Regions from separate parts of the Mus musculus genome. Here regions 1, 2, 3, 4, 5 and 7 are each linked to region 6. The links are chromatin loops, found by intact Hi-C in ENCODE. Cell type or tissue: heart. All regions are shown on one strand. Each heading gives the region's core, and the rest is flanking DNA. Links, peaks and the distances in the headings are about the cores only.

The links. Hi-C counts contacts between places; a loop is a spot of excess contacts. Peaks named below come from ENCODE experiments on the same cell type or tissue, not always from the same donor. Only the 100,000 strongest peaks of a DNase experiment are listed, where the experiment ranks them.
Region 1: it touches region 6 in a loop (6-fold over the local background); 29 of 42 quality-filtered maps call a loop at or near these places.
Region 2: it touches region 6 in a loop (2.8-fold over the local background); 11 of 42 quality-filtered maps call a loop at or near these places.
Region 3: a loop joins it to region 6, with 7 times the contacts of the local background. A loop is called at or near these places in 27 of 42 quality-filtered maps.
Region 4: a loop joins it to region 6, with 3 times the contacts of the local background. A loop is called at or near these places in 11 of 42 quality-filtered maps.
Region 5: a loop joins it to region 6, with 9 times the contacts of the local background. A loop is called at or near these places in 12 of 42 quality-filtered maps.
Region 7: it touches region 6 in a loop (4-fold over the local background); 10 of 42 quality-filtered maps call a loop at or near these places.

What each region holds. Positions count from the first base shown.
Region 1 is chr1:64,688,395-64,692,749 of GRCm38, forward strand. Ccnyl1 (cyclin Y-like 1) reads left to right here and starts at 2,951. Exons shown (of 10, transcript NM_001097644.1): 1 at 2,951-3,006. The coding sequence starts at 2,997. 2810408I11Rik (RIKEN cDNA 2810408I11 gene) reads right to left here and starts at 2,265. Exons shown (of 2, transcript NR_038009.1): 1 at 2,070-2,265. In heart, for the core only: a CTCF peak has its summit at 2,438; DNase peaks (open chromatin) are centred at 2,447 and 3,057; H3K4me3 peaks cover 3,115 bases; H3K27ac peaks cover 2,230 bases.
Region 2 is chr1:63,657,583-63,661,937 of GRCm38, forward strand. Dytn (dystrotelin) reads right to left here. Exons shown (of 15, transcript NM_001081658.1): 9 at 3,557-3,668; 10 at 1,288-1,433. Among named protein-coding and RNA genes, the nearest start is that of Dytn, 27 kb to the right of the region's middle. In heart, for the core only: CTCF peaks have their summits at 604 and 2,158; no DNase peak of the experiment used is centred there; H3K27me3 peaks cover 675 bases.
Region 3 is chr1:64,707,927-64,712,281 of GRCm38, forward strand. Ccnyl1 (cyclin Y-like 1) reads left to right here. Exons shown (of 10, transcript NM_001097644.1): 4 at 452-552; 5 at 3,492-3,527. Among named protein-coding and RNA genes, the nearest start is that of Ccnyl1, 19 kb to the left of the region's middle. In heart, for the core only: a CTCF peak has its summit at 2,162 (motif pointing left); no DNase peak of the experiment used is centred there.
Region 4 is chr1:65,007,769-65,012,123 of GRCm38, forward strand. No RefSeq gene overlaps it. Among named protein-coding and RNA genes, the nearest start is that of Gm24788, 8.5 kb to the left of the region's middle. In heart, for the core only: a CTCF peak has its summit at 2,597 (motif pointing left); no DNase peak of the experiment used is centred there.
Region 5 is chr1:64,984,457-64,988,811 of GRCm38, forward strand. No RefSeq gene overlaps it. Among named protein-coding and RNA genes, the nearest start is that of Gm24788, 15 kb to the right of the region's middle. In heart, for the core only: a CTCF peak has its summit at 1,921 (motif pointing left); no DNase peak of the experiment used is centred there.
Region 6 is chr1:64,615,074-64,619,428 of GRCm38, forward strand. It overlaps Mettl21a (methyltransferase like 21A), which reads right to left and starts at 2,691. Exons shown (of 3, transcript NM_025964.4): 1 at 1,200-2,691; 2 at 25-136. The coding sequence starts at 1,346. In heart, for the core only: no CTCF peak of the experiment used is centred there; DNase peaks (open chromatin) are centred at 2,148 and 2,708; H3K4me3 peaks cover 1,972 bases; H3K27ac peaks cover 1,952 bases.
Region 7 is chr1:64,532,187-64,536,541 of GRCm38, forward strand. It overlaps Creb1 (cAMP responsive element binding protein 1), which reads left to right and starts at 618. Exons shown (of 9, transcript NM_009952.2): 1 at 618-834. In heart, for the core only: CTCF peaks have their summits at 688 and 2,110; a DNase peak (open chromatin) is centred at 675; H3K4me3 peaks cover 2,631 bases; H3K27ac peaks cover 2,094 bases.

The DNA of each region.
Region 1 (4,355 bases), core at 206-4,205, 73 kb after region 6:
ATAGAACCCAGGACCACCAGCCCAGAGATGGCACCAGCCACAATGGGCTGGGTCCTCCCCCATCAATTCCTAAGAAAATGGCTTTTAGGTTTTTCTTCTTATGGAGGCATTTTCTCAACTGAGGCTCCCTCCTCTCAGATGGCTTTAGCTTGTGTCAAGTTGACAAAAAACTAGCCAGTAAAATGGCATTTGGTTTTCATTAAATATAATATAATTTCTGGGAGATACAAACAACTTCTACTCATACTTCCATTTCCCCCAGTTATTTTCCAAACTGTAACCTTATAGGAAAACAGGGGTCATGAAGTGAACTTTCCCGAAACTTCTCTACCAGCAATGTCTCCATGTCACATATGTCTTTTCTCCCTGCTTGCTTCTGCTTCCCAAAGCTTACCTCTCCCAGATATTTCTGCCTTCTTGGGGACATCACTTATTAATTCCTCCTTTTCTTCGAAGTCTGAAATTGTGTTGTGCTCATGGGCTCTTACTCTTTTAGTATTAAAGTACTTTCATCTTGCTTTTTCTCCCATCTTAAGAGAAAATTTCTTTAGTTATATACCCTCTGCCTTCTTCTCCCCTCAGGATTCATTTTCATACAACACTTAACAATGTCAAAAACTTTCTTCTCCAAACTTATTCTTCTTTTTATCTGTCTAGGGGAGCGGCATCAAAACCCGCCTACCCTCTAAATCAGAACTTTAGACTTTTTTTTTTTTTTTTTTTTTTTTTGCCTTCTACTTCTGTTCTCCCTCCATATCCAATAGGTAAGTACTTCCTATTTCACTTAGGAAATAAGTTCTTTGTCCACTTAGTCACCAGTGCCCTTTGTTGGAGTTGTCTTTCTTTCCTAGGAAAAGACTAGGCTTCCTTAACTAGACCTTTCTTCCCTTCCTTCTTACTGTCCAGAATAACATAGTCTTAAATACACATGACAATGACTTCTGAACTTCATGTTCAACACTTATTTCCAGTATAAAATCTAAACTCTTGGTCTGGAGAGATGGCTCAGCGGTTAAGAGCACTGACTGCTCTTCCAGAGGTCCTGAGTTCAATTCCCAGCCACCACATAATGGCTTACAACCATCTGTGATGGGAGCCAATGCCTCTTCTGATGTGTCTGAAGACAGCCACAGTGTACTCATACAAATACAATAAATATATACATTAAAAGAAAACAACTAAACTCTTGACCTCATTGACTTTGGGGTCAGATATTTGTGTTTGTACTCCAAGAGCAGCAGTGTGAACTCGTACAGCTAGATTCTCCAAATCTTTGCTTCTCATTTGCCTAAATTTACTGGGAGCCTGGACTGCTGGACTTCAGGAACAGAAATGAACGAGAAGATTCAATTAGGGAAGATATTTAAAATCCCCAAGTGAAAAGATTGCTCTTCCTTAAAATGAACACTACCAAGCACCAACAGTCTCTGTCATTTTCCCTAACCGTGACTTCCTTTCACAGGTACTCGGAGATAAACCTGGAATCCAGACTATTCTGGCCCCTACACGAGCAGTAACCTTGTCATGTAACCTTGAGAAAGTTACTCAGTTTCTGCATGCTCCCCCTACCCTGCCACCGATCAGTAAAATCTGGGAGATCGAACATTGGACTGCTCTTTAGACTTAGCGCTAAGGGAGCTCGGTTGGCATGGTTGGCAATACTTGGTGCATGCTAAAGGTCAATTGCTCTCTACCATCCCCATCACTTAGGACTGTGGGCACCCCACAGTGTGGTTCTCTATTTTGTGGGAGAAAACTGTTCTCTGCATTGCTAGTTAAAGAAACAAAGTCTGGAAACTCCTGTCTTGTGATGGCAGAAAACAAGCGAAACCGGAGTTGCTGGCTCCCAGCTTTTCTGAACCGAGAGTTTGGTCCTTATTTGACGTACGAGGAAATTGAAGAGTGACGTGTCCTCGGGTTTCATGCAAGACACAGTCACGACTCTTTATTGAGAGTAAGGAGCGAGCCCCGGGGTTGCTATGGCCAAGTTGCAAGCGAGAACGTAACACTGGGAAGACAGGAGAAGAGCATTTAGCCATATACAACCGGCTAAGTCCAGTGCAACTTACTTGGGTGAGCAAAGGGAAGCTGTCAAACATGGAGAGACCAAACTGCTGACAAAACCAACTCTTCACCAGGCCGGACCTTCGGGGCCCGCCTTGAAGGGCGGCCTCGAGTAACAAACTGCCGCAGCTCCCCAGTAGGAGCCGGACTCGGCGCAGCTCGAGATGAATGGAAACCAGAATTCGCGCGGCTCAGCTTAAGGGACGGGGCGGGGCTTTGTGAGTCACGTGCCTGGGCCGTAGGCGGGTGCGTGGAGGGAAGTCCGGGTCTGATTGGCTACCCGTCACCAGGTGACCGCGGAGCGCGTTCCGGTTGGCAGGAGCCGGCTAGCGGCCTTCAGTTCGGAGGCGGCGACGGAAGGAGGAGGAGCTCCGGCCGCGCTCTCGGCCCGCAGTGGCTGCGTCTCCCAGCGCTTGTCGGGTCCCCACCCCTTTTAAATAAGCCGGGCTGGTCGCCGCCCTCGCAGACTAGTCCGCTGTGGGGAGGCGGCGGCGGCGAGCCGGCGGGGGTGCGGCCGAGGCCGGAGCCCTGCCCCGGGCTGGGCGGCGGGGCGGGCGGGCGCGCAGCGGGCGCGGCGGCGAGTGCGGGCGGGCGCAGCCCCGCTCTGCCCGGGGCTGCCGGCGCCGACCGCGCCATTGTTGGGGGAGGGGGCGGGCGCGGAGTCCGGGGCGAGCGGAGGCGCAGGCGTCGGCCGAGCGGAGCGGACGCTCCCCATGGGGAACACGCTGACCTGTTGCGTGTCCCCCAATGCCAGCCCCAAGCTGGGCCGGCGCGCGGGGCCGGCAGAGCCCGACTACGAGTCCGAGGTCTACGAGGCGGCGGCCGGGGACGCGGTGGCGGTAGCGCCGGCGCCCGCTGCGGCCGTGGAGCCCGCCGAGTTGGATTTCGGAGCCGGCGAGGGCCACCACCTGCAGCACATCAGTGACCGAGAGATGCCCGAAGGTGAGGAGGCAGCGGGCGCGTCCGGGCCGTGGCGCACCTCTGGCCTCCACCGACTCCCTGGGTCCCGCTGGGAGGCGGCCGCCGCCTCGGGTTCCTTCCTGCCGGGATTATTCCTGGCGCAGGCCTGGACACCGGGAATGAGGGCTGTGGCTCGTGTTCCCACCCCTTATTCTTTCTCGGCCACGTCTGGCCAGTTTCTCTCCCACCCCTACGCCCAGTTCTTCACTCTTCCCATTCTCTCATTCTGACCCGGGACCCTGTACCCGGCACCGCTTCCTCTTTGTACTGCTGTGTACCGTCCAGTGGAACTTAAGACTTCAAGAGACTATAATTGCCCCTTTTCTTAATAAAACTCCCAGGTACCCCTAACCTCAGAATAGCCATCCCATCTCTCTGTCCTTACTTAGGCAGATGGTACGTAAGGTAAGAGCATAATGTTCCTCTTGCTCTGAACGAGTTGAGTAACTGATACTAGAGCAATCTAGATTCAGCATGGTTAAAGATTTCTTATTTACGTTCAAGTAGAGATTGCCACCAAAATGTGTATGGTATTAAGTAGGATTTTGAAAGTAGCCTCAATAATAAAGGTTGCTTTATTACTTTCAGTTATAGTTGGAACACAGAAAGAGGAGACTTCTGTGAAAGATGTTAGTTTCTTTCCAGGCTTCAGAAAAGTACTGCTTCCCCTCCCTAACAAGGAGTAGTTCTGCTTGCTTTAAAATTATCATTTTGGTAAATACATCGCCATTTAACAAATTTCATTTATTTTACCTCTTCCAAAGGAAGCAGGGTGGGGAGAGATTGTTCATTGGGCGTTTAAATGGAGCCAAAAGCTTAAATTTAGCTTTAAATTAGTAATGTAAAGGTTTGGGATTTAAGAAGACAGCCCCCTGCGGGTGCCTGTAATATTTGTTTCTATGGCTCCATTTCCCTGCACACCTTCAGCCTGGAGGTTCTTACTTGGTGCTAAGAAAGTTGAAGCTCGAAAACTGATCCATTGCAGGGTGAGCTGGCTGGGTAGGTAGGAGGGAGAAGAGGAAATACTTGGTGTTTTATAATTATAAAATTTTTGAAAATCTGTGAATTGGGTAAAAAGTAATTCTAGATAGCAGTGTGGTTATTGAATGAAGGCTACAGATCTATAAGACAACGTATCATGAGATGTTTAAGCTACATTGGCTTGTTGGCTTCACTACAAATGAGTTCCTTTAGAATAACTTAAGGCCCATGATCGATACACTTTTGTAACTTTTTGTAATAGTCAAATGTTGTAAAAGAATGTAAAGGTAATTGTATCTTTAAACAGTGGAGTGTGTGTTTATGAAAACTGTCCAGTTTCAATGTTGTAA
Region 2 (4,355 bases), core at 126-4,125, 960 kb before region 6:
GATCCAATGTCCCCTTCTGGAATACATGAACACTGGGCATGCATATGGCACTGCAGACAAAACCCCATACACATGCAAATAAATAAATACAACATTTTAAAGGAAAAATTTGGACAGTGTCTAGAGAATAACACTTGAAGTTTTCCTCTGCCCTCCATATTGACATGTGATTGTGCCCCAAAACACATGGGCATCTGTACACATATTATATGAGTGTGTGTGTGTGTGTGCGTGCATATATATATATGCACACACACCCAAAAATTATAGTTTACATCAGAAGTGGTGGGAATACATCTGTAATTTCAGCACTGTGTAGGTGAAATAAAATGGGTGGTTAGTTAAGAGGCTAGCCTGGGTCACACATTGAATTCATACCAAAAAAAGCAAAGCAAGACAAGACAACAGAACACAATGTAATGATTATTTGGAGGTTAATGACAGGGGACGCTTTACCATTTAGGGCAGTCGAACAGAAGAATGAGAAATTTCATCTATAGCATAAGTCTGGTTTCACCGGTGTTGAAGTGCAAATAGCACTTGCAGAGCAGTTACTCAAACAATCTTCTAAGCCCCTGATGCCTTGCAAGAGCAATTACTTTCGTGGCCACTACGTGGCACTGTTGCCTCTAAGTTCTCTATAAACCTAAAGGCTGTAAAAAGTAATTGCATCTTTACCCTCTTCCCATCCTTGCCCTCCATAGAGGCCTTAGCTGAACATCTGCTGCTGGGCCTCACGAATGATCCAAACACTGAGAATTAGTAGCTGTTGAGTTCTCAGCCTGTGTATCTCCTCCTCCAAGGTTCAGGGAATATCACAGAAGTGGAAGCAGAAAGGATCTAAAAGAAAGAGAACGGGGTGGAGGGGTGGACCACCATCTTCCAGGCTTGCCACCGGTGACGATCTGCACAGGAGACCTGCTCAGGATTGGCCCCACCAGCATTTCGTGACCAGGGGAAGAGAGGTTCTGGAGACCCCACACCTCCCAGAGATTTATATATTCAGTTAAAGGTTGGAGGGGGGTGAGAAAGAAACAAACACGAAACATGAAAGGAGGAAGATATGAAAGTAGAAAGAGGACTCTGGAAAAGGAAAGGGGTAGCAGGACGAATAGGAGACAAGAGAAGGTAAAATGGCAAATAATGGTAAAATATATAAGTGTATGAAAATACTATAATAAACCCATGATATATAATTAACATACGGTAATGAAAATAAACTTAGAAGAGAGAAAACCTGTGGCTGTAATCTATGCTGGCTGTGTCAGCAGCACCCACACTACGCACCTGGCTGGCCCGTGGCTAGCTGAGTCCCTTGAAGCCAGCTGGTCCAGCAGCCACTGTCTCCCCACAGCTCCTACCCTCTGGCGTTTCTGAGGCAGGTTGTTTCTGAGACTCCTGAAGAGGAGTTTTGTATTCTCTGTTGCTGACATCTGTGGAAATGAACAATATTGAAAGGTGCCCTTGAGGGGTAGACAAGATGGCTCACTGGGTAACCTGACCACCTGAGTTTGACCCTCTATCCATATGGTGGAAAGAAAAAACTGGTGTCCACAACTTGTCCTCTGACTTCCACGTGTTGGCTGTTGGCACACATGCACACCCGCACACAAATGAATAAAAGTCATAAAATCAGGCCAGTAAAAAAAAAAATTAAAGAGCATCAGATCAGTTCAAGCCTGATCTTTCCTTATCCATTGGTAATGACCTGCTGCACTATCAAAGCTTTGCTAGCTATTTCTTCTATTGTTGGTGGTTGGGAAAAATAATCTTCCTTGCTCCTAGAATTTCCTCATACCCTTCATGTATAAACCTGCATGTAGCACAACTCTCCAGGCTGAATTCCCCAACTGCGTCAATAAATAACTGCTTCTTAAAGAGAATGGGGATTCTAAAAACTGTAAGAAGGGACATCGGACTGAGTTTATGGTTGCTAACATTTGGAGATGTGGGTTCCTTTAAGAATAAGGTGATGACTTGTGGATTCATGTCTAGGAACACCCTCCCCAGTTTGCTACTGTATACAATTTCAGTAGGTAGTGGGTGACCCTAAATCCACCCATCCTGCCCACCTAAGCAACTTCAGGGAAAAGAAACAACCATATTCAATTTGAGGACTCCAGTTCTTAAGAATAAAAGTCTATTAACAAGATGACCACACGGTGTCACTATAACACCGTCAAGTCGCAGGCTTCCAGGGCCAGAAAGGTATTCCGAAGCAATGAACTAAGTAAGGCAAAGCTGGAGCAGTTTAGCAAGGCTGTGTATGCTCCAGAGGAAACGTATTTGGAAAAATTCAGGCGCCTGCTTTTCCTGGATGGACTTTGATCTTGAAGAGAGAATCGGAAAGAACTGGGAAGCTGCCTTTGGTGAAAGCAATCCAACTGCAGCCTTCACTACAGTGATGCTGAGAGGAACTTCGTTGTACAGATTCACCCGAAATCAGTGGTTAAAAAAGACAATGTTTTCTCACTCCTCAGGCACCCCAACTGCCACCCACCCCCCTAAGAAGAGCAAAATGCTTTTGTATTTTTGTATTTTTCTTTTTTCTTAGACTTAAATGCACTTGCTGATTACTAATGATTTTCTTTAAAAGAATCGAGAGTTGTGAAGTTTTACTTTTTCAGCAAAAACCTAGTTAAGTTCTTTTTCCTTTTTATTCCAAAGGGAAAGAAAAGAGATACTTGAAATCTAGGACTCGGGGAAAGTCGTATTAAAGCCTTTACAAAGAATGACCACAACCAGAAGGTTTGCTGTGTCATCTCCAGCAAATCAACACCCTTCTTCTTCTTCATCCATTCCAGGTGCTAATGCCTGCTCCTTGTAACTTTGACAGATGTTTCCTAGTAGATAGCATGAGATCAATGGTCATAATGTAGCCCATTAAGCCTTTTCTTGTTCCCAAAAACATTTATAAAAACCTGAGATGTAAACAAAGCACATTTATGTTTAATCTCATGGCATGTATCAATCATAAAAAAAAAAAACAACAAAAGTCATTATGACTTTTTTCCTACAGTGCATACTACTATTCTGTCACACGGGAGCCCTTTTACACTGAGAAAAGTTGATGGTTAAGCCGGCCCTTTCCAGTGTCTTAAGTGTTAACTGAAAGAAGAAAAGTTTCTTTTTAATTAGTTATCTTATTTATGTATATTTCAAATGTTGTCCCCTTCCTGGTCTCCCCTTTGCAAGCCCCCATCCCATCTCTCTCTCTCCTTTGCTTCTAAGAGGATGCTCACCCACCCACCCATTCACTCCTGCCTCACTCCTCTAGTATTCCTCTACACTGGTGCATCAAGCCTCCACAGGACCAAGGGCCTCTCCTCCCATTGATGCCCGACATATGTAGCCGGAGCCATGGACTTATCCATGTATACTCTTTGGTTGGTGGTTTCGTCCCTGGGAGCTCCAATGAATCCAGTTAGTTTATATTGTTGCTCTTTCTATGGGGTTGCAATCTCCTTCGGCTCAGAAGGAACGGTTTTTAAATGTAATGTCTTGTAAGGACAGTAAGGGGGCAGGGAATTTTTTTCCACACTGCCTTAGATGTTACCTGGACACATTCCTCCATCACAGTGTGTGACTTCTCGTGGGAATTTTTGTGGAGACCAGATAAGAAACACAGCTCACAGATGTCAAAGTCCAGGCACTTTAGACAATGGTATCTGCCAATTGAAATGGAAGAACAGCTTATGCCACTTTCAGTAGGAGAGCAAACAGGTGATATTCAAGTAGAGAATGAGCACCCACAAACATACAAGGGGTGCCTTCTTGGCCTTGCAAAACTTTTGTGTAGCTTTGAAAATTAGTCAGCACACTTTAAGTGGGAAGGCACTCCCCTTTGTTACACAATGTACAAGATGGAAAAGACAAGGGTTTTTAATAAGGATTATTTGATGAACTATGCAGCACTGTTGACAGTTACAGGGAATTGTCTGGACAGTATGCTAATTACCCTTAAGTGTGTTCCTTCATGTTCTGAAATCACCTTCAGAGTTACAAGAAAGACGGCTGAGTGGATAATACAACTAGTTTGTTGATAATTTTAACAAAGCTTTTTCTACCATCTCATCTCAGTCTTCTATGACTTATTTTGTATAGAACATAAATGAGAACCCATCTATCTAGAACTTAATTCTTGTAGTAGGGACAACCTTTGATCCTTATGCCTTGTCTTCCCCATCCATCCCTCCCTCCTTCCCTCTCTCCCTCCTGAGTCCTGCCACACCACAGAGCCTATAGGCTGATGTTGGATGCCTTCTCCAATAACTCTTCCATGCTATTTTCTGAGATGAGGTCTCTCACAGAGTCTGGAGCTGACCCATTTGTCTAGACTTGCCACCAACCCCCAG
Region 3 (4,355 bases), core at 263-4,262, 93 kb after region 6:
GGCACACCAACTCTAGCCACTAAGATATTTATTATTCACCTTGTATTTCTTAGAGTAAGATGCTCTTATGCCAGTATTCAAGGCATTATGTTTTATTATAGTGACTGTATAGAAGTAGAAAGCTGCCATTTGTTTAAGAGAAAATACCGAAACCTTACTTAACAGTGTATAATGTTTATAAAGGAAGTTTGTAATAGGAACTTGGCAGGTTTGATTGGTAGGTACCATACTGAGGGCAGCCTTCTATAGCACATCTCTCCAATGTGATTTGTGGACATTCAAAGCCTGCTTGGTTCCCTGCAGGACCACACATGCTGCTGCACTCACTCCTGGACTGTAGAAGTAAATACCTTAATGCTTTATCATTTGACATTCTAACCAAGGAAAAAGAAAACACATTTTATAGGTTTAACTTACCGTGACATTCTCTTCTATTTCCCTTCCCCTTCAGGTATCTCCAGGGCAGCTTACTAAAAAGTATAGCTCATGCTCAACAATATTTCTAGATGACAGCACAGTCAGCCAGCCTAACCTTAGAACCACAATAAAATGGTGAGTACAACTAGGCTGCCAGCGCTGAGCAACAGACCCCTCTGCTAGAGCACCCGAGCCATGCCTGGTCGTTTCAGTCGTTTGATTGTCATGTTAAGACAAAGTTTAAGACATTGGGGTCAATTAGATACTGATTTTTAAGGGACTAAGTGTAAAATTTCAGTTTCCATTTTATCTTAGACTGCATGGTGGAAAGGAGAGCCAGTTAGCAAACAAGAAATCCCAGGGAAAATGTGCCTCTGTCAGGTGCATTTATGTTGTGAAAGCACTGATGAACGTGATAGATGTGTCCAGGTTGATCAGTTATAGGCCTAAAACAATGCTTACTGTTTCAGAAACTACTCTGAGTAGTTTGTCCTCTCCTGGCACCATAGTACAGGAGCAGCCCCGTGCATAGGTTACAGTCGGAGGTGAGTTCTCCTGCGACAGTGACAGGAGAAGAGCGCAGGGTTGGAGCTTCCCAGGGAACCCGATTCCTTGGTTTCTAACTATTGATTTTTTTATTTAACATAGTTTGGGAAATGTTTGATTTTAGAGTGCTAATGCTTTTAATCCCTAATTTTACTCCTCAGTCTAAAACTCATAATGAGCTTATAATTCTAATTTTGTTTCTAATATCCTAGCTTTAGAAAAAACTGGCCAATTATCAGTAATTTCTTCATTTAAAATCTGCAAGTTCTCATGTGTTGTAGTTTATCTTTCCTTTCACACTTAAAACAACAGTTGAGATTAAATTGTGTTTCAGCAAAAACTGAGCCCCACCTCTGCGGGTCTTGAGTTAATCATCTGTTCAATAATTCCTGGGTGTGGGTTTTTAGGAAAGCCTCAATCTGTGAGACTAAAAAGATAACGGAAGTTTCATTAGAGTCCTCAGATCATTTTGAACTCAAATAATTCTGATGTTCCTATATGCAATTTGTATATTTTTAAAGAGTAACTTTGGTCACACCAATAGTTTTCATCCCCTTCTCCCAATTCCAATGTAGTCTAACTTTTAGGAATCTACTTTTGAAAGTACAGTTTTTAATTTGTTTTCTTTAATTATATTTTAAAAGTCAGTAAATTTACTTGGTGAAGTAAACATTTACCAAAAAGATTAAAGCAAATTTTGAAAAATGTTTATCATAGGCAACAACGCATGATTTTCGAGGAAATTAAAAAACTGTTTTAGCCGGGCAGTGATGGCGCATGCCTTTAATCTCAGAACTTGGGAGGCAGAAGCAGGCGGATTTCTGAGTTTGAGGCCAGCCTGGTCTACAGAGTGAGTTCCAGGTCAGCCAGGGCTACACAGAAACCCTGTATCAAAAAACAAAACAAAACAAACAAAAACAATAACAAAAAAAACTGTTTTGACTCATACAACTTTTTTCAGTATACATGCCTGCATGTGAACATGGTGGCTCATATCTGCATTCCCAGCAATTGGGAGGCTGAGGTGGCAAGATCCAGGAGTTTCAAATCATCCTCAGCTACATAGCAAGTTAGGGGCCAACCTCAGCTACATGAGACTTTGTTTCTAAGACAAGAGAAATATGGCCTGGAGAGATGCCTCGTTGGTTAAGAGCATTGTCTGCTTAAAACCATCTATACTGGGATCTGATGCCCTCTTCTGGCATGCAGGTGTACCTGCAGATAGAATTCTCATACATAAAATAAATGAAAAAACCCGTGTCTGTGAGCACATGCATTTTTTCAGTTTTGCCTTCCTTTCAATTCATAGATAAGTTCAGATGACTTTAAGAAAGGAGATGGGAGTGAGGCATTAATGCCATTGGCAGAAAGTGGCTGAGCAAGTCCTTTGATCTTCCTTAACCCCTTCCCAGCCTTTTCAGCACAGTGGAGTCACCCTGGGAACTTGTTACCTTAGACTTAAACCAATGCCAGTTTATCAGAATGCCTTGAGCTAATCTTATATCAGGGTGACTTTGGTGTGAGGCAAAGTTTAGGAGCCACTGCTTAATGAAAATAAAGAACTGTGCCTGCCCACCTGGTGTGGGACCTTAGATTCATGAGTTTTAAACATTGGTCCCCTCCCTTTTCTATAAAAGTGGTTGTTGGGTGAACTGTTGTGTAAGTCTTAGTGTCCTTTTCAGAACCAATTTTTTTTGTGTGTGATTTTAAAAATCAGTCTGAGGGTAAAACTGAAGCACTGTAGAAGTATCCATCTTTTATGCCAATAATGTTACAAAGTTCAAATTTTTAAATTTATATCCAACTACTTCTAAAATTCAGATTTGCCTTCCCTCAAACATTTTCACTTTACATTTTAGATGGTATGGGCAGATGGCAAATAGAACCCTTTGTTCCCTAGTTTACATCATCTGTGGCAAACTTAGGAGTAAAGTAATATAGTGTCTAAAGGGTCGTGTCTACTTACTAATATTTCACTTAAACTAATTCGGAATACCTGCCATTAATACTATACCTTGTGCTATACTGAAAGCACTACTTACTTCAGGGTAGCTAGTCTTATCAGCAGATTTGTGGGCACTCATTCATATTTACTAAGTTTGCTACTAATAATCATACAGAAGTGATTTTAAATGCTTTTATTCAATATGCAGAACTTTTCATTACTTACTTTAGGGAGCTAATGGTCTGTGGTGTTAAATGGATATCATCTGCAATCTGAGACCTAATCCGAAATTCCTACTGTTTAAAGTTTAAACATATGTACAAATACTGCAACTTGCACAGAACAAAAGATTCTATAGGTAGAAGGGCAAATGATAGGAGGGATAGATAAGCATTTTTACATGGCCATAGTCAACAGAAATCATATGTCTTCTAAAATCATGTTGTCTAGTTGTGTAAGAAATCAGAGCACTGTAAGTAGAATGGTACTGTTCTAACTGCAGGACATCAGGGCTTCCCGGGAAGTCAGCCCTGCTTGAAAATGAGAAAACAAATTGCTTCAAATATTTTTTTTCCTTTCACAGTGTGACCTTAGCAATATATTACCACATAAAGAACAGGTGAGCATGTTAAATCCAACTTCCTATCCCAGCTGATTACCTTGCTGATACCAAATAGTATGCTATAGCATGCCTTTATTACAGTCCTGAAATGAATCTTTATTATAATAGAGTTCCTTGTTTGAAGATTCTAAACTTGCTGGTTTATATATATTAAAATGTAAAAATATACATTGAAACCAGCACATAATTTTTCAAACTTGATCCTAATAATTTAACTAATTTCTTGTTGTGGTATCTCCTGCATGCATTATAGATTGTTTAACAGTGTCACAATTGTCTGTTCCCATTGTGACAGTAAAAAAATCACAGCAAAGAGCCATCTTGTTAGCATAATTTTTTCAAATGACTTTCCTACGTAAAATTGAGAGAAAATATTTCATTTGCATATCTATAAATTTTAATGTAGGTCTTGGTAGAAAGACAAATAGATTTCCTTGTTTCTCTGTCTTTCTTTCAGTTTGTTTTAAAGAACCAAGAAACCAGTTCTCACACATATACATTTGACGGAAAGTTATTTTTAAAGCGTTCAGATTTTTTGATGCTCTACAGCACTACACTAAGGGTGTCTCATTGTAATAGAGTTTTGTATCTCTCCGTGAACTCTTAAACACTGTACTCATTGTATAAATGTGCAAATGTTTAATAAGTGTATCTTTTACTAGTGCATAGTTGGATGATGTATCCTGGTCATATGGAGAATAATGAGTCACCCTTATTATAATGTTAGCAGAAAGTGTGAGCACGGAGAAGCTGTAAGACACATAGCAGAAGGCACAAGGTCCCAAGCTTGGCTTTTACAGAGCTTGACAGCTTGAATTTTATCAT
Region 4 (4,355 bases), core at 220-4,219, 390 kb after region 6:
GGTCCCCCTTTTATAAAGCCCCAGATAGTCTCCAATAGCATCACCTCCTGGTGGTCAACTCTCCAATAGTGAGCCATCTGGGGACCACTTTATTCCCAGATCATATCAAGCCTTCATTGTCAGTTTGGTTCCCAGGAAGAAAGTTCAATAACTTTGTTCGTATTATGATGGGAACAAAAACTGCAGAATTGAGTTCTTTAAAAAGTGAGAAAGTGGTTATTTGTAGTGCATTGACACTAAAGAAAAGTTCAATTCTGATCTATGAAATGGAGAATACTACACTGACTGGCTAATAATACAATACACAAGAAACTTCAGAAGCTGTAAGAGCCTACAAGGAGTACTTTGTTTCCAAGGTCTGTGCTACACCGTAAACATACATAGTAACTGTGACTAGCCACCCTACACTCCATTTCCTGAGACTGTGAGGCAGGAATTAGAGCCAGCTGCCTCCTTTTTAATGGGACAAGTGCCGCTGCCCTTGGCTTAACTCTCTGCAAATGCTCCCAGGCTCCCTGGTCTAGCTTGGTCCCTTCCTCCTCTTTACCAGTTCTTTGTCCATAAGGAGGCACGGTCCAAGTGTACCAAGATGGCTAGAAGCCTTCCACGGGTCCTCATTATCTGGAAGTTCTTGGCATTCGGTTCTACGTTCCTAGTGTCCCGTCTGCTTGTTGCCTCCACTCGCCCCTTTATGCTGACAGCCACATTGCCCACTGTGGACCACACTCTCCCTTGTGTTGCCATGGTGCCAGCATCAATGTCCTTCTGTTCTATTGTTATATTCTCATGCATATTTTATGAAACATCTCAAAAGTTATCTTATAGCGAAATAGAAAATCTCCCTCCCAGAATTCATACCTAATCAAGGGGAGCCCACATGTTTCCTGCCCTGTGTCTCCACAACGCTTCACAGTAACCGCAGTTAGTTGTGGTCTCACTAAATCCATCATGCATCCAACAGAACTCAAACACCAGGTCAATGCAGATGACAGAAATTTATTGTCATCAAGCCTTTACTAATCGATAAGGGCCGCAGAACAGCTGGACTATCATCTGGAAGGGATACAGCATATTTAAAGAATAAGACCACAGAGCAATGGGGGAATAGGGTGGGTTATAGCATTGCCTGGTTGTATTTTGACATGAGGGGCTGAGCGAGGGAGTTTCCATTAATCAGGATGGAAGTTGGTCCCTGGGACTGGGAATATGAACTTGTTTGACCCTGCCAGCAAGGTGGAGACATTGTCCTTGAGATGTCTGGACGCAGACAACTGTTTCCTTATAACAGAAGCTGTGCAGCCTATTGGGGAGTCCCCAGCTGCCCTAGGGCCTGAGAGCTTAAGTTCAGTTTGTCCGTTAAATGGAGTCTGAAAACAAAATGGTAGTACTGAGGATAAGTCTCTCTTGCTTGTTCTCAACACATTTGATATCAGTTATGGATCAGACTCCCTGGCTAGACTCTGAGGAAAGGCCCCACGTAGCTCTTCTTGACATTTCCAGAGCCCTGATGTGATGCGATACAAACTCACATGGTGTTTTGCTGAGGTAAGACCTGTGGGAGGACATGTGATGTTTGCAGAGAGTATCAACAGGATTCACCAGACAGTAACAGCGGGCTCGCAGTTAGCCTTGTAACACTTTGTTGGTCTCACGTCTTTGCTGACTTTCACTTCTTTGAGAGAAGCATGGCAGGGAACGTCTTCTGGTGTCCCAGCTGGTCCTGGTCACTCCCACTGACATGTGCTGATTTGGTAGAGAGAGGCCTGGCTGTTTCTGCTAGGCGATGCCACTGCCGCTGATTCATGTTTGGCATCCTGATACTACCAAACTGGAATGCTGGTTCCCTGATCACAGAGATTGGAATGGCCCCAAAGAACAACTTCTAAACAGGTCCACACACCCTTATTCTATTTACCATCCTTTCTCTCCTACGTTTGGATGGTGGACTAGAAGCGGGGGTTGAAGCGTTTGAGAACCCTTATTAAAAGTAGGTTTTTGAGAAATCTGAGCGTGCAGAACCCAATAACACAAAAGGCACAAGTAATATCACTACCCAATCAAAGACTGGTTAAAAAGCTCTCATATATAAATGTAACTTATTCTGCGGTCCCGCTGTCACATTAACCTGGGCACTTCCCCAGACATGAGGAATTTGTTCCATTGTTCCTGCCCACAAAACTGGGGCATCTAGCTCTCTGATTGGAGGCATTATTGTTAACTATTTTTATAATATATCTTTACTATGGTTCATTTAAATGTGATGGAAATATGTGTCCTCCCAACCCAGGCCTCAGCTTTCCTTGATCTATATTCATTTCCCAGGTATACCAATTGCCAAAACAGGTGCTGACCCCCCACATGGTGGGCTGTATTAATCAGGATGTTAATCTCTATGCAGCAGAGCTGTGACATTTACAAAACAGTCACTGATTTTTTTCTCACGTAAACTCCAAATTACCAAGACATATCTGGAAAGTTTAGACATCTCCAGACCGTGCCCTGTGAGAAGCGGAGTGAGCATGAATCATAAGGTCACCAAACTTACTTGTTTCCCTCTAGTGGGAAAGCAGCGTTGATGCTTGCCTATAGTGGGAGGTTTCTAGCGCCACCTAGTGGTTTTCTCGTGCTTCCTACAATGGTGCTGTTTCAGGGAACTGTGTTCATGTAATAAACCTTCTAAAACAAACAAAGAAACAAACGAAAAACAACAACAACAACAACAACAACAACAACAACAACAACAACAAAAGTAGCCAGGCGGTGGTGGCGCACACCTTTAATCCCAGCACTTGGGAGGCAGAGGCAGGCGGATTTCTGAGTTCGAGGCCAGCCTGGTCTACAAAGTGATTTCCAGGACAGCCAGGGCTATTCAGAGAAACCCTGTCTCCGAGACAAAAAACAAGACAAAACCAAAACCAAAACCAACCCTTCTAATGTTCTCAGACATTCTGATTTATGGGAAGGCTTTGGGTTCTTTAACCTCACAAAGGCTTGTTTGCTGTGGGCATGACAAATAGATCCAAAGGCAACTTAAACTCCCTGGTGTCAGGTATTCATGTCCACTCAGATAAGTCCCCTGAACCGAGAATGGTCACGACCAGTGAAAAAAGATTCCATTATATTTTTGTAAATTTTCTGTTATTCATTAATGTTTTGTATACGTCTGATGTAAATCATATCCTATTAAAGACAAGACTACTAGATTATAAAATGTATTGTATGAAAGTATATATTACTTTATGTACATTTTTATTTCAGTATGCAATTTTCCTTACTACAGCGGTAGAAAGCATGTTCTTCCACTTGTTCAAATCTTAGTATTTGTCTTCAATATCTTATTATTTTCTCTGTAGTCAATGTTAAATTTACTCATAGGTATTTTGAGTTAGTATCAAAATGAAAGTTTTGATAATATTCCAACTGTAGGTGCTTTGCCTCAAAGTCTGTGTGTTTGTGTTGTATCTAAGTTAGCTACAAAGATCTCTGATGCATTCTAAGATTTTTTTTTTTTTTTTTACTCAGATCTCTTGAGTACAAGTAAAATGTAAAAATATACAAAGTCCAATCTTTTGGGTAAAATGACTGAATATCATTCATAAAGTCTACAAATACCATGACTGGAAAAATTTGGCAGGTAGTAGGGATACAAGGGAGCCTGTTTTGAAAAATACCAAGTTCCAGGTGTCCCTTACATAGAAGCAAGGCTGTGGAGTATTATCTGGGAAAGCTGTGCTATGGATACTGACTTAGGGTTTCTCAGTCCATAGATGGTGCTTAAACCCATGAATACATCTGCGGTCATCAGGAGAGATAGTAAATTTAAAAGCTAACCCAAGATTCAAGGGCAGGTGAAAGTAATGCCTCCTCTCACTTAAGGAAGGGATTCTTCAGGTACATGGATGTGATGTGGGATGAGCAGGTTGGGTAGTTATGTGTCTCCTGAGGGTGGTGGCTTCAGAAAGCCTCTGGTACAGTGGTTCTCCACCTTCCTAGCACTGTGACCCTTAGATACAGTTCCTCATGGCGTAGAGATCTTCAACCACAACATTATGTCATTGCTAATTCACTACTGTTGATTTGCTATGAATCTTAATGTAAATATGATAGACAGCATATCTGGTATGTGACCTCAAAGGGCTGAGAACCAATGCTCTGGGACATGACAAAACTTGCCAAAAGAAGGGCATGATTAAAAGTACCTATGTCCACGGCTGGTGAGCTGGCTCAGTGGTCAAGAGCATTGACTGCTCTTCCAGAGGTCCTGAGTTCAAGTCCCAACAACCACATGATGGCTTATAACCATCTGTAATGAGATCCGATGCTCTCTTCTGGTGTGTCTGAAGACAGCTACAGTG
Region 5 (4,355 bases), core at 101-4,100, 370 kb after region 6:
AAACAAACAAACAAACAAACAAACAAACGACTTTTCATAGGTCTACAAACAAAACCCAATGATCAATTGCACCTAGGGGATTATGGGACACTTTCTGGAAATAAACAATATGCAAGGCAGACCACAGTATCACACATGGGGTAAGGTCCCTGGAGCATTGTGGGCAGACGCTAAGGGAAGGTACTATGATCCTAAATCAAAGATGCCTCCAGGGCTTGGGTGTAACACGAAACTCAGCCAACCAGGGAAGCAAAGAAGAACCTGCTGCTAGTTAGACGGTCACCTCAGCTCCAAGTGTGAACTACTGGGAACGACTGTCTTTTGGCATTGTTCTCTCTACTTGATTATAGTTCAAATCAACTGGACCCATCAGCTTTCTTACTGACTTATTTATTCTTATTTTATGTGCTTGGTGTTTCACCTACATATATGTCTGTGTGAGAGTGTCAGATCCTCTGGAACTGGAGTTACTGAGAGTTTCGAGTTATATGGGTGCTGGGAGTTGAACCTGGGTACTCTGAAAGAGCAGCCAGTGCTCTTGACTGCTGAGCCGTCTTTCCAGCCTCAAAGGCCTTTTAATTTCAACACTAATATTGCTTTAATCACTGCTACAGAAAGCTAGTGCTTGAAACCTTGAGAAAGGATCCAATGAGCACTTACTACAAATTTTTATACATCTTAAAGATTTTCCTGGAAACAAGACTGATTGGAATGGGAGGAATATAGTAACAGAAAATAGAGCTTATGCCGAGACAGTGAAACTGAGTGGGAAAAGTCTGTCCTGATTAAGGGGTTCTCTTGCTCCAAACTCTCCAAGTCTGAAAGACCATCTACCCGTGGCTCTTCTCTTCTCTTCTCTTCATGCCAGAATTCAGCCCACCAGCAACTCTTCACATTGTCTTTCCAAAGCATCTGTCATTCCTTGACTTCCTACCTTTCCTCCACATCAGACCCTCCATCTCAGGGTCTCAGAGTCTCAGGGTCTCAGCCGCAATATCTCTTATATAAGCAGCACAATGGCTTTCGATGCATCTCTCCCTCTGACCCTCACTCCCACCCATTTTCACCATGGCAGCCAGATGCAAAGCGTCCATCAGACCATGCACACTCTATCCCGGCTAAAAAGGCATCCTTTCCGCAGAATGCAGAGCAAATTCCTTTCACCTCCAGTGCCTACCCTGTGTAGACATGGCTGACCTGCCTCTTCTCCCATTTCTTCTCCTGCTCCGTGGATCTCCATGATACTTTTTGCTCTCCAGATGTCCCCTGTGTGTACATAGACCCTGCACAAAGGACTCTCCTTGTTTTGTGTTCTTTTATTCATACATCTACCACCAATTATTTTAATTTCCCACAGCATGCAAGTGTGCTCAAATGCACTATTGCAGGAGGGCTTTCCCCCCCACACACGCGCACACACACACACACACACACACACACACCTTACTGAAAATAGCATCTTGAGCCTCCTCTCCTTCCTTTGCCTTTATGCTCCTTATCATGAGCTGAAATTATAATATACTATTTAATGAGTTTGCCTTTTGTCTCTGTCTCTGGAAGGCAAACTGTGCAAGGAAGACTGTGGTCTTTCTTATTACCCTTTCTCGAAGTAGTTCTTTACTTATATGAACGACTCAACACATATACCTGTGGAATGAATTTATGATTTCATCTTAATCCTTTCTTCTCCTGTGAACAATTTTGGGAATGAAGGCTACTGGGATGCCTGGGGACAGTATGTCAGGAAGCCAGCTGTGCTAAGTGACATGCTGCATGTCTGTCATGAGTCAACGTTTCCGTGGTGCCTGTGGGTATTTAGGCTGTAATCTCTGTGGTGCAGAGCTGAGCACCTAAACAATGCTGTATGAAATGCTGTGAAACAGCCTGCAATCCTCTACGTAAGTGCATGCCGCCCCCTGTAGGTGGTTATCTTGTTGAAGCTGGAGACTCACTCTGTTCTACAAATGATTTGAATGTACATCATCTATAAACTAAGTGCTGAAAGGATTGAGTAAGGTTTGTGATTTCCAATTTAATCCTCGGATCGGGTTCTGCGATTCCAATGCACATGTGTGTGTGCGTTCATTTGAAATATCTAGCAGTTATCAGACTTGAGAAATGTCAGTTCTTTCCAAGTTAGTTTATCGCAACTCCAGTGAAAATATGTAACACTAATTATTATTTTGTTTCTTTTTATTTTGAGGAAGAGTCTCACCATTTAGCCCTGTCTGGTTTGGAATACACAGAGATCCATCTATGTCTGCCACCATGGCTAGATTATTTATTTTTATTTTTAGCTACGTATATGGATGTGTAAGTCTATGCATATGAGTGCAGATTCCTGCCAAGCCCAGAGGCACTGGACTGCCCAGGAGCTGGAGTCATAGGTGACAGTAAATTGTCTGATGTTGGTGCTGGGAACTGATCTTGGGTTTTTTGGAAGAACTCCTGCCTCTCTTTTATTTTTCTTTATTTCTTATAGAACTGAGCACGTTGTTTCTGAGCCTTACATGAAAAAGATAAGAAAGATAGGAAAGAATAGTTAAAGGAGTAATAAAAGCAGGTATCCTGGTAGAGCCTGACCTTGCTAGATGCTAAGATAAGCTGCAAAACTCCTTCCTATATTTAACACAGTCCCTATTCTTGGAAGGGATGATTTGGCATAAATTCCTGTCAGTTGTCCCCAGCTCAACATTTAAATCTCAATTTTAACAAAAAACAAGTTTTCTAATGCTAACTCATGCTAAATATGTATAGGAAAACCAGGGTTTCAAAATCACCCAGGGAACCATTCAGATAGCATGAGTGTTCATTATTACTATACTGGGATTTACTGTGCTATAATAACCATAGTAATGGAACAACAGCAGAGCAAAGACACCCGCAGGGTCCTTCAAACTCTCCCCGCTGGCATGGAACCTGAGTAGTATTCTTTCATTTGGTTGTTCTCAGCAATAGATTGGTTTGGGGCCCAGATTCACCTGGGTAGACTCTCAAATGAAGGATTGTCTAAACTGGTTTTGGCTTGTGGGCATACCTGCAGGAGACTGTTCTAATTAATTTAAGTGATTTGAGAAAACCCAGCCCAGTGTGGGTGGCTCCACTCCCTATTCAGGAGGCCTGAGCTTTGTAAGAGTTGCTCAAGTCCAGTTGAGTGCAGGCAGGCAGATGAGCATTTGTGCAATCACTTCTCTTTGCTCTTGACAATGATGTGATGTTGTGATCTGTTCCAAGTTCCTACTGCCTTGATTTTCCCTACATATTAGACCATGCCTGGAGTTGCAAGCATTAACAACAGCCTTTCTTTCTCTTAAGTCATTGTTTGTTTGTTTTGTTTTGAGACAGACACTCTCTGGATGACCTGCAACTTGCCATGTGAAGGAACCAAGCTAGTCTTGAACTCATGGAGATCTTCCTGCCTCTACCTCTGAGTGCTAGGATTAGAAGCATGTGCCACCATGCCTGGCTTCTAAATTGCTTTTGATCACAGCATAAAACAAGGAGTTTTATCACAGCAGTGGAAATAGATCACACAGCAACAGCCATTCCCCCCACCTATCTGACCTATGTGCAGAATGTCTCAGGCATTGTACTAGTGTCTGCTTGCTCCTGATACACCAATCTTCAGAATTCTTGACGAAGAAATTACAGTTCTGAAGAGATTCCCAAAATCTTCTAAGTTATCCTGTGGTGGGTTTTTGTTGTTGTTGTTGTTTTTGTCAGTTTATTTTGTCTTTTTGTTTTAGTGCCTTCTTTCCATGTTTTGCTGGGTAGTTTTTGTTTAGAGTCATCCAGGAAGATGGAATGCCAGCTGAAGAATTGCCTCTGTCTAAATGCCTGTGAGGCAAGTCTGTGGGCAGTTTTCCTGGTTGATGACTGACATTGAAGGTCCCTGTGAAGCCACCACTGGGCAGGTGGTTCTGGGCTGTTTAAGAAAGAGGGCTGAGTAAGCCAGTAAACCATGTTCCTTCAGGGCCAGCCTCTGCTTCAGTTCCTGCCCCACTTACCTCAGTGATGGACTACAATGTGGCTAAATTAACCCTTCCCTTCCTTAAGCTGGCTTGACCAGAGTATTAGATCATAGACCACAGCAACAGAGAGCAAGCTAACACAAAGACATTTAACTGGCAGTGACTGCCCATTGTGGTAAATACTGAGACCTTTCTACTGTGAAAAAAAACATGTTAAAGTTTCTAATATGTTCTGGAAAACCAGAGCCCAAATAAGCTAAACCAAAAATAAAATGGTGCTGATAAATGCATGGGTTTGGGGTTTATTTATTGTACTGGCATACATAGGTTGGAATGATCTGGCATTCCAATGATGTATGAAAATGATTGTTACCTGGCAAAGAC
Region 6 (4,355 bases), core at 273-4,272:
GGTGAGCCAGACCATTGCACTTACCCAGCAGGGCAGCCACTATGCCCACCAGCCCTGTGCCAGCACCCAGCTCCACAGCAGAGCAGCCCCTGAGCTCCACAGCACCCATCTCCAGATACATGGAAAGGACGACAGCCTGAGTCAAAACACAATGTGAACATGACTGAGGTCAGCAAGCGTTTGCAGAGCTGTCGCTTCAGGATGCCGAATGCTGGCAGGAAGAAACAGTGAATGAAGATACTCCTATTCTCCCCGTTCCTTTCTTCTCTCCTCCCTCTCCTCTCCCTCCCTCCCTGCCTGAAAAGTACAATTCCCAAAGCACAGGAACTTAGTTGCTGCTGCTGCTGCTGCAGTAAGATAGCTACCGGGCAGCTTAGCTAAAAAGCTTCATTTCCTCCTGGATCACAGCACAGCTCCATGAAGTTTACAAAACTGCTCTGGAAGAAATGACGTGAATCTTTGATTTTCTTCAAGGGGCTGTCTGGTTCCTAAGCCATGCTAGAAGGACGAGTCTCAGTGCTCACAGCTGCCTGAGCCGTGACGCTGAGTCACTGTCCCACAGGGACCATGGGCATGTTCTGGGCATCAGCGGGTAGGGTTTCACCGAAAGTTTTGGAATTTCACATGCTGAGCATTTGCTTACAACTCAATAAGTTTTACCCCTCCCCCGCCCCCACCGGAGCTATACCCTAGGAGTACAAGTCTTTAAGCCAATCATTTATTTAACAGCTGAAGACAGACTCTTCATAAGAAGCAGAAAAGCAATAATCTTTCCAAACCATGAAAAACTGAAACCATGACGTCAGTTTCGGACTCTGACTCTACACATTCTTTGTGTGTTTTTTCAGAAACAAACTTAATGAGCCCAGAGCAGTCAGGCCCACGCTTTCTTTTCAGTCTTCCGGTCCTCACTGGGCAGCTAACTAAGTCATTTCACTTCCCTCAGCTTTGCAAAGTGCAATGTATGTAAGGGGGCAAAGGGAATGCCTGGTGGGCAAGGAGATGCAGGGACCATGAAAAACTGTAAATAATGTAATGGGTGTACTACCATGGATGTGCTGAACCACCCAGTGTTTTTGCAGACTTTACATTGGTGGAGACTATATATGAATCATATCTCAATAAAGCCATCAATTTCCTTTTTAGAATACAGTCTTGCAACTGTGGATGTTTTCAAAGGCCCTGCAGTGCTGACTTACCGCATCCCACACCACTGCAGCAACTCCCAGTTGCCTCCAGTCCTGACGGATCTGGATGGTGTGGTTCGCAAAAGAGAAGGTGGCGAGAGGCTTATGGAATTTCTGGAGCCCTATTGCCGCGCTCTCCTCATAGGGTACCAGGGCCATTTCTTCTGTCTATCTCTGCTGAGACCTGTCATGCAAAAAGAATCCTGAGTGTCACCAGAGTCAGAAGTTGAGTGCTGTATCTTACTTAAGTAACTTGGAAAAGCTGTTGACGTTATTACAAGTTCAAACTAAGAAATAGACTGAGGTGCATCCAATTTCTTCAACAGCTTTTCCTCCGAGACTTGAGGGAAGTGAAAATTGGCTCTGAATTGGTGTCAACTAATAACTCTGAGGAGGAAACGCCTAGAAATCTCTAACTACTGTGGCACCCTACAGGCTCCTGTTACTACTTGGGCATTACATAAAGAACGGTACACGAAGTGACAGTGACGGCCCTGGGCACCTGATCTGTCTGGACCCAGCTCCCACATTTTTGTTTGTTTGGTCCGCCAACCTACATCCTCATGTTCAGCTAGGACAAAGGAGCCAAATGCGTACTTCTGCTAAATCCTAAGGGTTCGCCCTGCCTTTTGACCCTAGAAGGCTCCCTACGGCAGAGTGGATGGAGTCACCCTGGGGGCTGGAGCGGACAATACTGGCGGACAACCCGCGGGACAAAAAGCACGTCCCGCACGACACCCGGGGGCCACAGATGCGCTTCCCTCGCGCCCACGAAAGAGTCCCGGGAACCCAGCATGGTGGGAGCAGGGCTCTGCAGAGACTCCTTTCGGACCCTCGGGTGGAGGCTTGGCGCCCACACAGCCCGCTGGCCACCCTGCAGTGCCTCCACGTAGATACTCACGGTTCCGGGAGGGTACCCGAGCCGCGCAAGCGCACAGCCTTGCCCAGTCGCTGTGCGGAGCTCCTCCTTAAAAGGCTGGATTGGCAGAAGGCGGTGGAAGCTGGTTCCGGGAAGAGAGACGCGGGTTTCCGGTCCCCTTCCCCGGTACCGCCGCTTTCCCCTGGCCCGTGCTGTGTAGTTCCTGTGAGGCCCTACGGTTTTGGGGCGCCAGGGAGGGCGAGTGCACAGGGGCGTGGGGTGCCTTGCATGGGAGAAAGGCCGACCTTAAAGTGGACAGTTAGTCGGCGACGTTGGCGCCCAAGGATGCGTAGCGAAGTAGAGAACTAAACGTAGTCACCGCGTTTGGTGGCAGTGAAGTGGGAGAGAACACTACCGAGCATCCCTAACCACGGCGCGGCTGGGGAGTGGGCGTGCGACGCCCAGGCCGGGTTTTGAGCCCGACCACATGCGCTCGGGCGCTCGCGTCGCTCCACGCCGCCACTCTGCTGGCCGAAATGGACGCCTTTCTAAATCCTGGCCGGCAGCCTCGGCTGCAAACTCCATCCCCGGACCTGGCCACCCAAGGGTCTCCGCGTGCCGGACCCTGCCGAGCCGCGACCGCCCTCGCCTCTCCCGGCCGGCAGGGGGCGCGCCTGACCTCCACATTCCAGCACCAGCTGCGGGAGACTGGGGACAAGTGGCCTGCAGTAAACTGGGGACCAGTAAGAGCCCTTTCCTCAAGTTACTGAGTTTCCTGTTTGGGTCTTTTCTTCCTCCGTTTTTTCTCTTAGTAAGTTTTCTCCTTACTTGCTCCATGGCTTTGTGCTATCTCGGCTTCTCAGCTTCCCCTTTTCCTTTTCTTATTAAAGCTCACGTTTTTGCGCTAGAGAGAGCTAATCCGATTTCATCAGTGAATACGCACAAGTGAAAAGACCACACCACGTTGATATGTAGTTACTAGAAGAAGAAATACCTTTCTTCCGTGTGTTTTCTGTTTTATTTCTTTCTTTTGGGGACCTAAACTAGGCACAGGAAAGTGTAGACTTTGGGTCAGAAAAACATTCAAAAATGTAAATGGGTTGACCTCCCCAGATTCCTGGGATCTAGCTAACCATTCTGTCTCCCTATTCTCCATCTTTCCACTGAAAATGTATACACACACAGGGGAGGATTGCATACATATGTATATGACTTTAAAACTTCCCCCAAGCTCTCCAGCACACTGCCAACAAGAGCATTTGCAACATTACATTTACTTACCGTGTTCCTTTTGCCCCTCCTAGCTCCCAGAGTTGTAATTATTGCCGACTTGCTTAGAAAGGGCACACATCCGCTTAGGAAAATCAACATCTATAGCAGTGTAGACATTAAAGAGAGCACAAACAGAAACCACTGGTGAGCCTCTAAATATCTGAGAAGAAAGACTTGTTTAATCCTTGGGGGAGAGAGTAATGAGCATTTGATAGAGTACATATTTAAGTGCTCAGCCTGCTATATGGCTGTCTTTAATATGCCCAGGGATTTTCCTATCCTTAGTTCATACTTGACCATACAAATTGTTCTTACCATCAGAACGTGGGTGAAAGAGCCCCTCGCAGCTGGGTAGTTGCTCCTTTCTCACTATCCCAGGGCTTTGGTTTGGTTTAGTTTAAAACAGGATCTCTCTTCTCTACATAGCCTTGTCTGCCCAGGAACTCACTATATATGTACCAGGTTGGCTTCAAACTCAGATGCACCTGCCCCAGACTGGCAAGTGCTGAGATTACAGGTTGTGTGTCACCATGCCTAGCCAAGGCTTGTGTCTTAACATCCAGGCTCTCTTTAGCACCAGGTCCCCGGTTGGAGCTTCACAACTGAAACAGGAGTGAGAAAGAAACCTTTGTAATCGTGGAGAACAGAGCGTGCTGCAGCATTGCTTAGGTGGTACCACAACGGGGGGTGCTAACAACTTGGGAGACTTCCAATGTGAGTGAGGTAGAGGGGCTGGAGAAATGACTTAGTGGTTGAGAGCGCCTTTTGCTCTTGCAAAGGATGCAGGATCAGAACCCAGCACCCACATGATGGCTTACAAAAATCCAAGACTCCACCTAAGTGCCACGGACCCAGTGTCCTCTTCAGTCCCCTGTATGCACAAAGCACACATACCGTAAACATGTATGTGCCCTCAAAAGATTCATACAAAATTAATGAGGTACATGTTTTAGTGTGACTGTTTGGCAAGGTAGGAATTCTTTTGGAGACCTTCAAGGCTTGTAAGATCTTCCTCGTCCTCTTGACTCCCAGGTGTC
Region 7 (4,355 bases), core at 98-4,097, 83 kb before region 6:
TGTCGCGGGCAGGTAGGGTGGGGATCTGTTTCAAGTGTTGAGAGCAGCATGGCTGATCATTTCTCCAGCCTCAGAGGGAGGACGGTACCCAGTACCTAGGGGCTCTGGCTGGCCGCAAAGCGGAGCTGAATCCCCACATGCCACCTGTGCCATAGCTTTCTTCCCAGCAAAGAACCAGCTCCGGCCCGGCAGACTCCCCTGGCCGGTAGCCGGCGTCTCCAACCTTCCAGCGCCGTCCGCGCGGCTCTGGGCCCTCGCGGCGCGTCAAAGTTCCCGGGCGGTCTGCTTCCGCCGCAGGATCAGACCGCGCGGGGGTTTCCAGCAAGTCCCCGCCACCCCGGGAATCCCCACACCACCCCAAATCTGGCTACACACAAACCCCGCTTCCTCCAAATCTCCTCAGCTGGCGTCCGAAGCCTCCACCCGCCACAGTGAGGCTCGGATCGTGCCTCCAGAGCGGGTCTCAAACCGCCTACACCAGCTTCCCCGGTCAACCCCTTCGCAGCGCCGGGAAGTAGCCGAAGGCCTTCGGCAGGTTCCGCCAGTAGCGCGGGGGCGGGGCCTGTCGAGCGGCTCCGGGTCGAGCTCGGCTGTTTCCGTGAGTGGCCGCTGCGCACTCGGCACTGGGCGGCGCTGGCTGGCTCCCTGGCTGCGGCTCCTCAGTCGGCGGCGGCTGCTGCTGCCTGTGGCCCGGGCGGCTGGGAGAAGCGGAGTGTTGGTGAGTGACGCGGCGGAGGTGTAGTTTGACGCGGTGTGTTACGTGGGGGAGAGAATAAAACTCCAGCGAGATCCGGGCCGCGAACGAAAGCAGTGACGGAGGAGCTTGTACCACCGGTAAGAGGAGCAGGAGGAGGAGGCAGGAGCCGGAGAGAGCCGGGGGGACAGAGGGGGGCCGGGGAGGCGCCGGACACCCGCGCTCGGGGCCTTCCCCTCGCAGGAGGGGCCGCGGTAAAGATGGAGCCTCCGCCCGAGCCCCACAACACCGCCGCCGCTCGCAGCGAACAAAGAATAATGGCGGCGGACTGGAGCCAGCGGCGGCCGGGCGGCAGCGACTCTGCCTGCAGCCAGCGGCGGCGCTCATGGCGGGGGGCGGCCGGGCCGGGGCGGGGTGCGAGCGAGCGGGCGGCCGGCCGCGGCAAGCTGGCGCCCGCGTTCCCGCCGCCGGGCCGGGCCGGGCCCGGCCGTGCCGGGCGCGGAGCCGGAGCCGGCGCGGAGCGGAGCCGCCCCGGGGGAGGCCGCCCGCCGCCGCCCCCCGTTCCTCGCCGCCGCCGCCCGCCTGCTCGCACGCTCGCTCGCCCCGGCTGTGCCGGGCTGGCCGCCCGGGCCGCCGCCTGGGTGCCCGTGGGGGGTGGAGGAGGAGGAAGAAGAAGGAGACAGTTGAGGGCAGAGGAGGTGAAGGTGCTGCCGCCTTCGCGGCGGTGCCCGCTCGGCGAGCCGCAACGTCCGACCTGCTTTCCTCTACAGCGCTCTTTGTGCAATAAAGTTCGAAACCCAAGGTTTTCTCTGGTGCTGTATTTTATTCTTGCCCCTCTCCCCGGCTCCCACGCGGTCGGAGAAAATGCTGTTTTCTGCCCTAGGCTGTTTTAAGGGTTTGGGGTTTTTTGTTTTTGTTTTGTTTGGTTTGTTTTTGTTTTTTGTTTTTTTTTTACTATTTCCCTCACCCCTCGGCTTTGAAGATGAAGAACGAATCAGTAGTCCTGGGAATGCATTCTTTTGGGAAGGAAAGAGGTGCTAAGAAAACATACATGTAATAACTTTTTGCAGAAACTGTTGGGATCTTGTAAAAGGGAAGCTGGTGCTTGAAAACAGTTTCGGTTTTAACCCTTTCCACTAAGATAATGATCACTTGAGGTCAATCATTCTGAAACCCTTAGAAATTATCGAAGGGGAAATTAGTATTAGCGAAGGTACTTTTCGTTTTCTGTCATTTGAAGGGAGGCAGTCTTGCCAAGGTTTTTTGAGTCATCCGTATCTCCCCTTAGCCTCTGCCATGCTCCTCACACGCTTCTGTCTGAACTTTAATGGAGGATTGATATAATTCTCACTCTAAAAATAGTTATTGAAACTATCCATTATTTGTATATTGCCGTAGGTAATCCCAGCCTGAGGTTGATGGCAGTTTAAGCCAGCAGGGGTTGTGGTGTTCCTTTTTTTCCTTCACCTAGAACATCTGCAAAGGGGACTGTCAAAAGTCATTGACACCTTAAAGATCCAAAGACATTTTTAAAGGGCATTGCAGTATGACCTATTTAAACCTGCCATATCTTCTCAAAGTTAAGAGTTTGATCCTAGCCTCAGTTTTGCACCACATCTGCCTTCAAAAGATCTAGCACAAAATACCTTTGGGCCATCTATTGAAATCTTGTGCCCTGATGATCATTTCCCAATTGAAAAGCAAAGCCCAAAATTTTAGTTGATTTGAAAGGTGCACAGTTTTTTATATATTTGGGGGGGGGGGTTGCTTGTTTCTTTTACAATACAACCAGTTACTGTACCATTGAATTGTGATTGGTCCATACAAGGCTTTTGGTTAGGAATAAATATTGATTGGTAATAGAACCATTGTGTTTGATTTTTTTTCTATGCGTCAGGACTCTGAAACTTGACAAGTTACATTGCTAGTCTTTAGCACTCCAATTTGCAATTGTTAAGAAAATTAAGATGCAATAGAAGGAGTTGTTTCCATAGGGTTGAGAAGATGATTTTGTTTCCACACAGTGAAGACTCTATACATGGTAATGTTGATGATAAAATAGTTTTTTCAAAAGATTTTCTACAAGCCAATAGTGATGATACATGAGGATGATTCTTCCCCTGTGAGAATAAAAAAAAATTCCTATGTGTCCTTTCTTCAGTGTTGACCAAAAGATACTTTAGGTTTTATTTATGGGATCTTTTATGGAGAATCAAATTGATTCTCAGCAATTGCAAGTGAAACTTGGAACACTTTTTGTGTGCATTAATTTTCAAGCATTCACCTGGAACCTGACAATAAATTACAGTTCTCTCTTGCAGAGGTCAGTGAAAGTTCTAGCACGGTGTGCTTCCCTCCTCTTCCTCCTTCCTCTCCTTTAGTTGTTTATTTTTGATGGACCTATGTATTTTAGAAAGCTAATGAATTATTTACAAAAACTTACCTAATGAATACTAAGTGAGCATTCCTTTGGAATTTAAAACTAGTGTTAAACACTTTTGAACAGAATTTCACACAAGGGCCTGAAGAAACAGACCATAATATTCTTTTTTCCTACCCTCAGATACTCATAGGGATTTTAGTTTTCTTAGAGAAGTAGTTTTGTCACTTGTAAAGCCCTTGGGTTTGTTTTTTTAAATCTCATATGCCTTTTTTAAAACAATAGAGAACATTGTTTACTTGTGACAGTGCTTATACGATATAAAATGTTTATTACAAATACGTTAGCAGATACAGCCATATAAACTCACCTGTTATACATTCGTGTGAGCATCTTTCTTGCTGTATTACTTCTAGTGGTAGCTTCATTATTTTGAATAAATAGAGCTCAAATCTTAGCTTAAGAATATAATAGATATCAGAAAATAGATAATTATAGCAGTTTATTCCTCATGCATGTGTGAACTTGACTGCCCCGCTGAATACTTGACAGTAGTCACTGGTGATGTGAATATTTAACACATATAGTGATGGGCAGTACATTGAAAGATCGTCTATCTGGTTTGGGAAATCACGAGTGTGGGTTTGAAACTGCTAGTCTTGTCACATGCCTGCACTTGGGGAGTTTTGTGACCATGGGACACTGTCTGCTATCTCTGCCTCAGTTTCTTCACTTGTAAAGTTAAAATAATAGCATATACTCCTGGGGGTTTTGAGATAAATAGAAAGTACTTTTTCTAGGGTGAGTTTAACTGTTCATCTTAGTTTTTACCTCTTACCTTTGGGACTTCCCAAAGATGTCATAATTTCTCCAAACTTACTGTGTTTAATACAGTTGGCCAGAAAGACCAACAAATCCAACGAGGAATTTTACTGGTTTTATGCTTAAGGAACTGTTGGGAACAGTTATTTGTCATTTGAAAACAATCAAAGGAAAGAGAACACTCTTGGTGAGCTGAAAAGGAGTCTTTGTATTTTCAGTTTTGTGTTTTAATTATTTTTGTGGTTATAGTGTAAAACATAAGTTATAGCAACATATCCTATATTCTGTGTCATCCAGTGTTGCCCACATGTTTTCAGAGATGCTCTGTCCATATGCAAGTAAACATGTATGTGTATCGTCCTCTATACAAGCAGTAGCATACTATACAATCTGTCTTGAATTCTGTCCTCCCTTACCTGTTTGACACTCATTTCCCAGGCTACTTATAATGACTTAGCA